Regions from separate parts of the Homo sapiens genome. Here region 2 is linked to region 1. Evidence: chromatin loops called from intact Hi-C (ENCODE). Cell type or tissue: body of pancreas. All regions are shown on one strand. Links, peaks and the distances in the headings refer to the core of each region. The heading gives the core; the rest is flanking DNA. Region 1 has its middle 31 kb from the start of HCG9. Region 2 overlaps LOC105375010 (a long non-coding RNA gene).

What was found. Peaks named below come from ENCODE experiments on the same cell type or tissue, not always from the same donor. Only the 100,000 strongest peaks of a DNase experiment are listed, where the experiment ranks them.
Region 2: a loop joins it to region 1, with 4 times the contacts of the local background. A loop is called at or near these places in 109 of 110 quality-filtered maps.

The regions. Positions count from the first base shown.
Region 1 is chr6:30,003,605-30,008,981 of GRCh38, forward strand. It overlaps the pseudogene POLR1HASP, the pseudogene HCG4P3 and the pseudogene HLA-J. Among named protein-coding and RNA genes, the nearest start is that of HCG9, 31 kb to the left of the region's middle. In body of pancreas, for the core only: no CTCF peak of the experiment used is centred there; DNase peaks (open chromatin) are centred at 2,877, 3,247 and 3,787; H3K4me3 peaks cover 1,644 bases.
Region 2 is chr6:29,850,227-29,855,603 of GRCh38, forward strand. It overlaps LOC105375010 (a long non-coding RNA gene), which reads right to left. Exons shown (of 4, transcript XR_926681.2): 2 at 2,096-2,260; 3 at 1-403. It also overlaps the pseudogene MICF. Among named protein-coding and RNA genes, the nearest start is that of HCP5B, 21 kb to the right of the region's middle. In body of pancreas, for the core only: no CTCF peak of the experiment used is centred there; no DNase peak of the experiment used is centred there.

The DNA.
Region 1 (5,377 bases), core at 281-5,280:
CTCAAGGGATCCTCTGACCTTAGCCTCCTGAGTAGCTGGGACTATAGTCATGAACCACCATGCCAGGCTAATTTTCTAGTTTTTTTGTAGAGATGAGAGTTTCACCATGTTGCCCAGGCTGATCTTGAACTTCTGGAGTCAACAAGTCTGCCTTCCTCTGCCTTCCATAGTGCTAGGATGGCAGGCGTGAGCCACCACCCCTGCCTAACTTAATTATAAGACATTAAACATGTAACTTAGTTTTAAAAGGAAAGGAGAAGTTCCATGGCTGAAGAGGATGTATTTTATTATCGTTCACAATGATCACTTTACTTGAACTTCAATTTCCAACTGTGTCCCAATTAAACACAAAAGGAAGATTCATCCCTTGCTAGAGTGATTCTATGATGGCCCCAACAACCACCTCCTGGTCATTCACCTTCCCCCAGTTATTCAACCAACTCTAATGTAGGTGCTGCTGTGAAGGAATTTAGCAGACATAATAAAGGGGCTCAATTAGTTGACTTCAGGCTGGGTTTATGCTGCTTGGACTGTCCTAATCAGGAGAGTCCTTGAAAGGACTGGGTTCTTCCTGAGCATAGAGATTCACAGTGTGAGAGGGATTCAGCATGAGGGGTTTCCTCCACTGTGGGCTTTGAAAATGAAGGGGCTGTGTAGGAAACAACACTGGTGGGCACCAGGAATTGAGTACAGCCCTCCCTGTTCTCTACATTGACAGCCAGCAAGGAACAGGGACCTCAGTCTTAAAACTGCAAGAAAGCACATTCTGCCACCTCTGTATAAGCCTAAAGGAGGATTCAAAATGAAGACTCAGATTTGGGAAGCCTGGAACAGAGATTCCATCTACATCATGCCCAGATTTCTGACTAAGGTACTATAAACAGATAAATGGGTGTTTTTTGGCCAGGCGTGGTGGTGCACTCCTGTAATCCTAACATTTGAGGAGCTGACACAGGAGGATCACTTGCAGCCAGGAGTGTGAGACCAGCCCAGGTAATACAGTGAGACACTCGTCTCTACACTTTTTTTTTTAATTAGCTGGGTGTGGTGGCACTTGTCTGCAGTCCTGTCTACTCTGAAGACTGAGGCAGGAGGATTCCTTGAGCCCAGGAGTTTGAGGCTGCAGTGAGCCATGATCATGTGACTGCACTTCACGCTGGATGACAGTTTTTAGAGACTCTGTCTCTAAAAACAAATAAATGAATACAATAAATAAAAACAAATAAATAAATACAATAAATGGGTGTTGTTTAAAGCCAATGTTTGTGATAATTTTTTACACAGTCTTATAAAATTCATACACAGGCTCAACAGACTAATGGAATGAACTGATGAATTGATATATACACTAGTTACATAAAATAAAATCTTTCTGAACTTTTTCAGTGTTTTGCATTTTATAATTATCTGTGATGCAATTTAATATACTCATATTTCATTCATTCAGTCAACAAAAATTAATTTAGTCCCTACAATGAACCAGGTATCCCCTCATATGCTCACGTGCCTGACATTCTAGAAGCTTCACAAGACCAAGGTGGAGCCACTGGAGTGTTTTAGGTGGAGAAATGACACACTTTGACTCACATTAGCAGGACCACTGTGGAGAGAACAGTCACGTAGCAGGTAACGGGAGAGTGCCAGTGTCACAATTCAGGAGTGACAGTGTGATGGGGACTAAGGGGAGAGGAGGGGCTGAGTGATAAGAGGGACGGAGGGAAGGGCTGGAGAAGCAGTAGGTGAGGAAAAGGAGTAGAGGGATAGAATTCAAAAGCAGCACAACTCTTAGGTTTGAACACTTTTTTTAATGGTATTTCAATAGATCCATCTACAGAGCCTCGCAGGGTGTTACTTGCAGTTGGCCTTTAATACCTTAAGTGGGTCTGCTTAAAAACTAATTGTTTTTATGTTAATCAGGTTTTAAAAATACTAAGTGTTCCTAAGAAATATACACACCACTTAGATGTGGATACTTCCTAAAAACAGGCAGTGCATGAGCACTGGTGATGGACATTGTGACTGCATCGAGCGCTTGCAACTTTGAGGTGAATGAAGTCTGTACTGACTCCTGGTTGCAACACATAGGAACACAGTGGCTACTTTGTATTGAGGAGATGTCCTGGACTCACAGAAACTCAGGGCTATGGAATAAAGGTAAATTTAAAACACCACAAGCGGGAGTCACAGATACCTTGTTTGCAAAAGTGAAACTTAGGAGCTTTGTGAGTCCTGTTGTAATGCTTTTAGACACTTTATATATCAAGGGGCCAAAGTCACATGTTTTTACCGATTAGATTCCTGATCATTCAGGGGTTACCAAGATTCTGCTACCCACTGTAGTTAATACACAAAAAGCAAACTGGTCTCTATACTATCTCATGCACCCAGGCACAACTTTTCCAGATTTAAAGAAAAAGAAAAAAGAAATAAAAGAAAAAAACCTCTGTCTCTACACCTCCATTCCCAGGGAGAGCTCCCTCTCTGGCACCAAGCTCCCTGGGGTGAGTTTTCTTTTTGAAGAGTCCAGGGGAACAGGTAAGCAGCGGGGAAGCAGGGAGTCCATTTCAGGGACAGGAATTCCCGGATGAAAAGTGAAAGGAGAGGGACGGGGCCCAAGCTGAGGGTTTCTTCCTGGTTTCTCGGACAGCTCCTGGACCAAGACTCAGGGAACATTGAGACAGAGCGTTTGTCACAGGAGGAGCGGGGTCAGGGCGAAGTCCCAGAGCCCCAGGCATGGCTCTCAGGGTCTCAGGCCCCGAAGGCGGTGCATGGGCTGGGGAGGTGCAGCATTGGGGATTCCCCATCTCCGCAGAGTTTCTCTTCTCCCTCTCCCAGCCTGCGACGGGTCCTTCTTCCTGGACACTCACGACGCGGACCCAGTTCTCACTCCCACTGAGTGTCGGGTTTCTAGGGAAGCCAATCAGCGTCGCGCGGCCCCGGTTCTAAAGTCCCCACGCACCCACCGGGACTCGGAGTCTCCCCAGACGCCGACGATGGGGTCATGGCGCCCCGAACCCTCCTCCTGCTGCTCTCGGGGACCCTGGCCCTGGCCGAGACCTGGGCGGGTGAGTGCGGGGTCAGGAGGGAAACGGCCTCTGCCGTGAGGAGCGAAAGGTCCACCTGGCTGGGGCGCAGGACCCGGGGAGCCGCGCCGGGAGGAGGGTCGGGCGGGTCTCAGCCCCTCCTCGCCCCCAGGCTCCCACTCCATGAGGTATTTCAGCACCGCCGTTTCCTGGCCGGGCCGCGGGGAGCCCAGCTTCATTGCCGTGGGCTACGTGGACGACACGCAGTTCGTGCGGGTCGACAGTGACGCCGTGAGTCTGAGGATGAAGACGCGGGCGCGGTGGGTGGAGCAGGAGGGGCCGGAGTATTGGGACCTACAGACACTGGGCGCCAAGGCCCAGGCACAGACTGACCGAGTGAACCTGCGGACCCTGCTCCGCTACTACAACCAGAGCGAGGCGGGTGAGTGACCCCGGCCCGGGGCGCAGATCACTTACTCCCCGCTCCATGCCTCACGGACGGCCCTGGTCCCCTGAGTCTCCGGGTCCAAGATCGACCCCGAGGCTGCGGGACCTGCAGAGATCCTCGACCCGGGAGAGCCCCAGGCGCCTTTACCTGGTTTCATCTTCAGTTGAGGCCAAAATCTCCGCAGGTTGCTAGGGGCCGGGCCAGGGCTCGGTGGGCGGGGCTGACCGCGGGAACTGGGCCAGGGTATCACATCCTCCAGGGAATGTTTGGCTGCGACCTGGGGCCCGACGGGCGTCTCCTCCGCGGGTATGAGCAGTATGCCTACGACGGCAAGGATTACATCGCCCTGAACGAGGACCTGCGCTCCTGGACCGCCGCGGATACCGCGGCTCAGATTACCCAGCGCAAGTATGAGGCGGCCAATGTGGCTGAGCAAAGGAGAGCCTACCTGGAGGGCACCTGCATGGAGTGGCTCCGCAGACACCTGGAGAACGGGAAGGAGACGCTGCAGCGCGCGGGTACCAGGGGCCATGGGGAGCCTGCTCGATCTCCTGTAGATCTCCCGGGCTGGCCTCGCACAAGGAGGGGAAGAAAATGGAACCACCACCAGAATATCGCCCTCCCTCCTGTCCTGACGGAGAGGAATCCTCCTGGGTTTCCAGATCCTGTATCAGAGATTGACTCTGAGGGCCCACCCTGCTCTTCCTGGGACAATTAAGGGATGAAGTCTCTGAGGGAGTGGAGGGGAAGACAATCCCTGGAAGACTGATCCGCGGTCCCCTTTCACCCCACAGCAACCTTGGGCACCAGGACTTTTCCTCCCGGGCCTTGTTCTCTGCCTCACACTCAATGTGTCGGAGTCTGACTCCAGCTCCTCTGAGTCCCTTGGCCTCCACTCAGATCAGGACCAGAAGTCCCTGCTACCCTGCTCAGAGACTAGAACTTTCCAAGGAATAGGAGATTATCCCAGGCGCCTGTGTCCAGGCTGGTGTCTGGGCTCTGTGCTCCCTTCCCCACCCCAGGTGTCCTATTCATCAGGATGGTCACATGGGCGCTGCTGGGGTGTCCCATGAGGAATGCAAAGTGCCTGAGTTTTCCGACTCTTCCTTTCAGACCCCCCCCAAGACACACGTGACCCACCCCCCTCTCTGAACATGAGGCATAACGAGGTCCTGGGTTCTGGGCTTCTACCCTGCGGAGATCACATTGACCTGGCAGCGGGATGGGGAGGACCAGACCCAGGACATGGAGCTCGTGGAGACCAGGCCCACAGGGGATGGAACCTTCCAGAAGTGGGCGGTTGTGGTAGTGCCTTCTGGAGAGGAACAGAGATACACATGCCATGTGCAGCACAAGGGGCTGCCCAAGCCCCTCATCCTGAGATGGGGTAAGGAGAGAGATGGGGGCGGCCATGTCTCTTAGGGAAAGCAGGAGCCCCTCTGGAGACCTTTAGCAGGGTCGGGGCTGGGTCCTGGAGGTCAGAACCCTCACATTCCCCTCCTTTCCCAGAGCCCTCTCCCCAGCCCACCATCCCCATTGTGGGTATCATTGCTGGCCTGGTTCTCCTTGGAGCTGTGGTCACTGGAGCTGTGGTCACTGCTGTGATGTGGAGGAAGAAGAGCTCAGGTGGGGAAGGGGTGAGGAGTCGGGTTTGAGTTTTCTTGTCCCACTGGGGGTTTCAAGCTCCAGGTAGAAATGTGTTCTGCCTGGTTACCGGGAAGCACCATCCACATTCATGGGCCTACCCAGCCTGGGCCCTGTGTGCCAGCACTTACTCTTTTGTAAGCACCTGTGACAATGAAGGACAGATTTCTCACCTTGATGATTGTAGTGATGGGGATCTGACCCCAGTAATCACAGGTCAGGGGAAGGTCCCTGCTGAGGACAGACCTTAGGAGGGCAGTTG
Region 2 (5,377 bases), core at 307-5,306, 150 kb before region 1:
CTTCTCGTTCTGCGTTCCGCTTGCGGTCGGTAGTCTCTCCTCCCCGCCCATGGGCGGTGGTTGGAGGCAGGGGTGCGGAATCCGGCCGACCTCGCTGTCCTCGCCCTCTACCTTGTGGCGTCGGTGGGGTTGGGGAGATGAGTTCTCCGACGCAGCAGGCACCCCTGCTCATCTCCTATGGCTGTTGCCTTTTGGGCAGCCCCTCTTCGCGGCGGTGGGGCTGTCCCGCCGGCCTGTCACGTTGCCCTTCCCTGGGCTTGTGAGGATTGGCTCCGCTTGGACCTTTGCGGTGCTCCCGGAGCCCTCCAGGTTGTCCCTCCGGTGCCGGAGGCCAAGCGGTGGTGTCCTTCCTGTTCCCAGCGCCCCCTCCTCCTGTCGCTGCTGCAGTGCCTGTGTGTGGGTCCTGAGGGGTTTTGGGGAGGTAGAATATTTTTATTTATTTAAATAAATTAAAAAATAAGAAAAAAATACAAAAAGAAAGAGAACAAGTAATCTTAACTATTGATTCCACCATCGTGCAGTGCAATAGTCAATGGCTGCAACTGAAAAATCAAGCAATGTTAATAAAGAAATGGTGCTTTGGTGCTTAGATATGTGAAAGTAAAGTCAAAAGAATCAGCTGAAACTTGAAAGTGGTTGCTCCCTAGAAAGGCAGAAATAGAGAAGAGAGGACTCTCCCTAGAAAGGCAGAGAAGACTCTCATTTTTCTCAGAAAGTCCTGCACAAATATTTACTCTTTCCATTATGTGCAATTGTAACTTCGAATAAAATAAAAACAAAAGCTTCAGTTAACATGCAAGTTTATGCCTAATGACAACTTTGTTTAACAATGATAAAGGGCTAACCAAAATATAAAAACACTTAAACATAAAACAGCATGTATAAATGTGTATGTGACATCAACCCTGAATACAAACTTGAAAGAATATGTCTATAAACAACTCTGGATAGATAGCCCATGAATGAATTCCCCACTCCAGCATCTTTACTGGTTGTCCTGTGAGCCTAGGCAGGGAGGGGACCAGGACCTGACTAGGGTCCCTAATACTCTTGCTTCCAGGCAAGTCCTGCATGCACTCCTGCTGCACCAAGGGCTCCCATCCCTGCCTTGGTCTGTTTCATAGGTGCTCCCCTAACTCTCTGCCACCACTGCCTTACCTGGGTGGAGCTGAGGCCGCCCTGACCAAGAAGAGCACCACCCATCTATGTGCCCCAAAACCAGAAAGTCAAAAGAAACCTTGCAACAGGGTCAGGAACTATCCCACCTCCCCACCTCCGAATCAGTCTGAACTGATGGCGGGAGATGCTGATGCTTGCTTTACTCATCCTCATTCCCTGTGCATTTATTTTTCACTAATTCAGTCCACATCTCCTAGAAGCAGACTGACCCCTACCCTTCATAATCAGGAAACCCCAGAGCACTTTTTATCCCCTCCAGAATATAACACTTCAGCTCTGCATCATCACATGAGGGCTCCAACTCTGTAGGGCAGGTGTACTCTCACAGCTTCAGGCCCTGAACATTTGCTTCAGATGTCCCCCCATCCCTTTCCAGACCTGTCTGTGTTGCTCTGAATCTGTCCTTCCCTGAGAACTGGCGGGGAGATATCAGGGAGGAGGGGAGATTTCTTTGTGCTATGTCAACGCATCTAGACAGAGCTCTCATTCTCCCTTGAACCTCAACTCTATCCGTTCCCAGACACTTGAAATAAAACACAGACCAGAAATGTCTATTTAAAAGCTAAATATCTATAGTATAAAATATGAAGACAGAGTAGAATGGGGTAATGCAGGAGAGTGTGACAGGGCGAGGGGACCTCAACGTGCCAGGAAAGTTGGTCCTTGGCTCCCCGGAGGAGCCGTCACCAGGACACTCACTCATAAAGCTCACCTGTGATAATACAACTACATGACATTAATGTATTAAAATATAATAAAATCATAACAAAATAACAAAAATAATATGGCACAGCTGCAAACACCTCATATATACTAACACTTTTCATCCACCCAACCACAAGAAATAAATGTTGTTACATTCCCTATTTCATAGATGAGAAAGCTGAGCCAGCAAGAGAAAAAGTGCTGGTGAGACCTGGGCAGGGCGTTCAATCCAGGCCGCCTGGCTGCAGAGTGTAGGTGCCCTCAGTAGAGCCAGTGGACCTGGGAGCTGAGAGCAGAGACTGAAATCCCAGCTGTGCACTGCCCTGGTGTTCTGTCTGAGTCAGGTGTTGATCTGGGCCTTGCAGGCTCATGTGCTCTGGAGAAAAGAGAAAAAATAGTAAGTGCTCCCCTGGGTGCACAGTGCTGCTTTTTACTCCCTGACGACTTCTCCCTCCTCAGTCAGTCCCAAATCAGATTCACCCTTTCTCCGAGGGAAGATGATGTCTGCACTTTTTTCTCCCTCCCATGGCACTTTTCCCAGCCCCTGCCAGTCCCCTCCCGTGACTCCATCAACATCAGCCCCTGCCCTGTGCCCACCAGCCACCATGCAAGGAGGAAAAGAGCCCCAGGACCAAAGGACAAGACCTGGGAAAAACCCAGTGCCCTCCCCTCCTCTCAAGCCTGGCCAGCTCTGACAGCAGGAGGACTCCCCAAAGAGAGGCTCTGGCCCTGGCTCCATGTCCTTCCAGGACTGGGCTGGGTCACACGCACAGTCCTTCTCTTCCTCAGTCCCCAGTCCCACCTCACCTGTAGAGACACCTGCACACAAAGGCAGGCCCTAAACACTGTGGTTCTGCCCTCCACCTGCAGCTCAGTGCTCCTCCACTTCCAGCCCTGAGCAGGCAGCTCCTAACTGGGAAGCCCATTAAGAATCCCATCAGCATGGCAGGCCCAGCATGGAAACATGTAGCTGCTATGGGGTCTGCAGCTGACCTGACCCTGGGAACCCCCTTGCTCAAGGAGCCTACCCTGACCCCCAGGCCCATGACCTGCACTTGGGCCATGCTTGCTCCAGCCTGGTCCACTCATCCCTGGAAGCACAGCTTCTCCCCAGGGCTGCTGCTTGGGGAGGCTGAAAGGCCTTCCTCTCCTGTTCCTAGCAGGGATTCCTAGCAGGGATTCCACCCAAGCCACTGCCCTCACAGCCCATAGGGGATCTTCTTCTCCCTGTGGAGTAGAAAGTTTCTTGAGACCCCTCAGCCTGAGGCTGCCTCTGCCCACCCTTTGCACTTGGGGATTGCCACTGCCACAGCCACTGTCTCCCACATGGACCGTCCTGGAGAGGGAGCTCCACATTTGAGTTCCTGTTTCATTTGATATGGGTTACAACATTAGTATTGGTGGAAATCCTTTTAAGACCCAGCTGAAACTACGAACATCTTTATTGGACATCAGCATTTAAAGCAGGAATTTTGAGAAATTAGCACATAACTTTCACACCCCTTTCCTGGCCAGTGCCCCAGTAACCTACAAGGCAACCGTTCCCGCCCACGGGGAACCAGAACTGACAATCCCTCTTCAGGAGACACCACAGGTGAGAGCAGGAGCGACCACAGACCTGCACTGCCCCTGCTGTGGGTGCCTCCTGGACAGGGCCCTCTTGCTGCAGGGCAGGGGATGAACCATCCCATCTGCCCAGGCCTGAGGGGCCAACTGACAGTGCAATTAGGTTCAAGGATGAGAAATCACCACCCCCTGCCAGATACACAGAAGTGGGGAAATGGCAGAAAGACTCGGGTTTCCCGGACACTCCAGGCTCTCAGTGTCTCCTGCACTGTCTCTGTCTTTGCAGAAACACAAAACTTGCTGCTTGCTCTTTTCCCCTCCCTTCAAACAACCTGACTGTGCGGGAAATCATCCTGACCATCTCTCACTCCAAACTCATCAGGCAGTGCTTATTCTTTCAAAGGTATTTTGTGACTGTGCAAGCAAATATAAATGTATATGTGTATGTTCTTTCTCCCTTTGCACACAAATTTTAGCAAACTACATATGCTTTTCTGTACCTTGCTGTTTTCCCTTACCATTGTATCACGGAGACCATCCCATGAAGAAATATCAAGAACTACACTATGTCTTTCTTTTTTTTGTTCAAAAATTTCTTGGCAATCCACTGTATAGGCATGCATTTTTTAAAATAGAGATTACCCTTTTTGAATGCAATGCTTTTTAACCAGCTCCCTACTGATAGGCATTTGGATTATTTCTTTCAGAGAACAATTTGACATCATGTAGCATCATATGGGAAGGGTGCAGTGACCCCACTCTTACATGCATATCCTAGGGGAGCTCACATATTCTTGGAACCAGAAAGCAATGTCCCAGCATGTTCATTGCAGCAGTGTCTTTAATAAAGACTATGTAGAGGTCAATGAAGTGGGGAAGAGATAAATTGTAGCATATTCCTCCCATGGAATACTATCTAGCAATGAAAACAAATGAACTATTTGTGTGAACATTGATCCATCTCATAGACCATGTTAACGGAAAAAGCAAGCAAATGCATAACAAAATCAGCAAGAAACAATTTATAAAAAGTCTAAAAGTAAAGCCAGGCAAGGGGGCCTATACCCATAATCCTAGCATCTTGGGAGGCCAAGGTGGGCAGATTGCTTGACCCCAGGCGTTCCAGACAAGTCTGGGAAACATGATAAATCCCTTTCTCTACAAAAAATACAGAAATTAGCCAGGCATGGTGGCGCAAACCTCTAGTCCCAGCTACTCAAGAGGCCTAGAAGGGAGGAATTGCTTAAGCCTGGCAGGTAGAGGCTGAAGTGAGTTGTGTTTGTGCCACTGCATTTCAGTCCAGGTGACAAAGTGAAACCATGTTAAAAACAAACAAACAAACAAACAAACAAAAACAAGAGACTTTTTAAAACTTAGTAAGAATATAGGGGCATACAGCAAATTCAAGACACACATTCACCAACAGTTCTTGCTTTGCTCAGTACAGTATTGACTGAAACACATGCATAACAGAACTGTGGAAAATCAGGGCTATCTACACGTGTTTCTGTTATTTTCTATGTATACTACATACAGCCAATAATATTAAAATGTCACAAATTGACAAACCTGGGTGGCAGCTTCACAAAGATTTCTTATAATTCTCTATTTTTTCTTCTAGCTAGAACTACCTTATAATAAAATTTGTGAAGTGAATCCACAGAAATTGAGCAAAATAAAAAGGAGTCGTTGAGTGTGAGGAAAGCTACAGAGAAGTAAAGACAGGTGGAGACATGACAATACTGAGCATGTTAGTGACCTTCACAGTAACTGACTTCCTGGAGGAGTGTGAGCTTAAGCCAGAATGAAGTGATAGACCGTGAAAGACGGATGAAGGAGTAGGAGCTTCTGGAGGCAAACATGGTATGTGGTTGGCTGGATTGGGATATGTGGAGGGACTCTGAACATTCTGCTTTAGGTCCAGCAC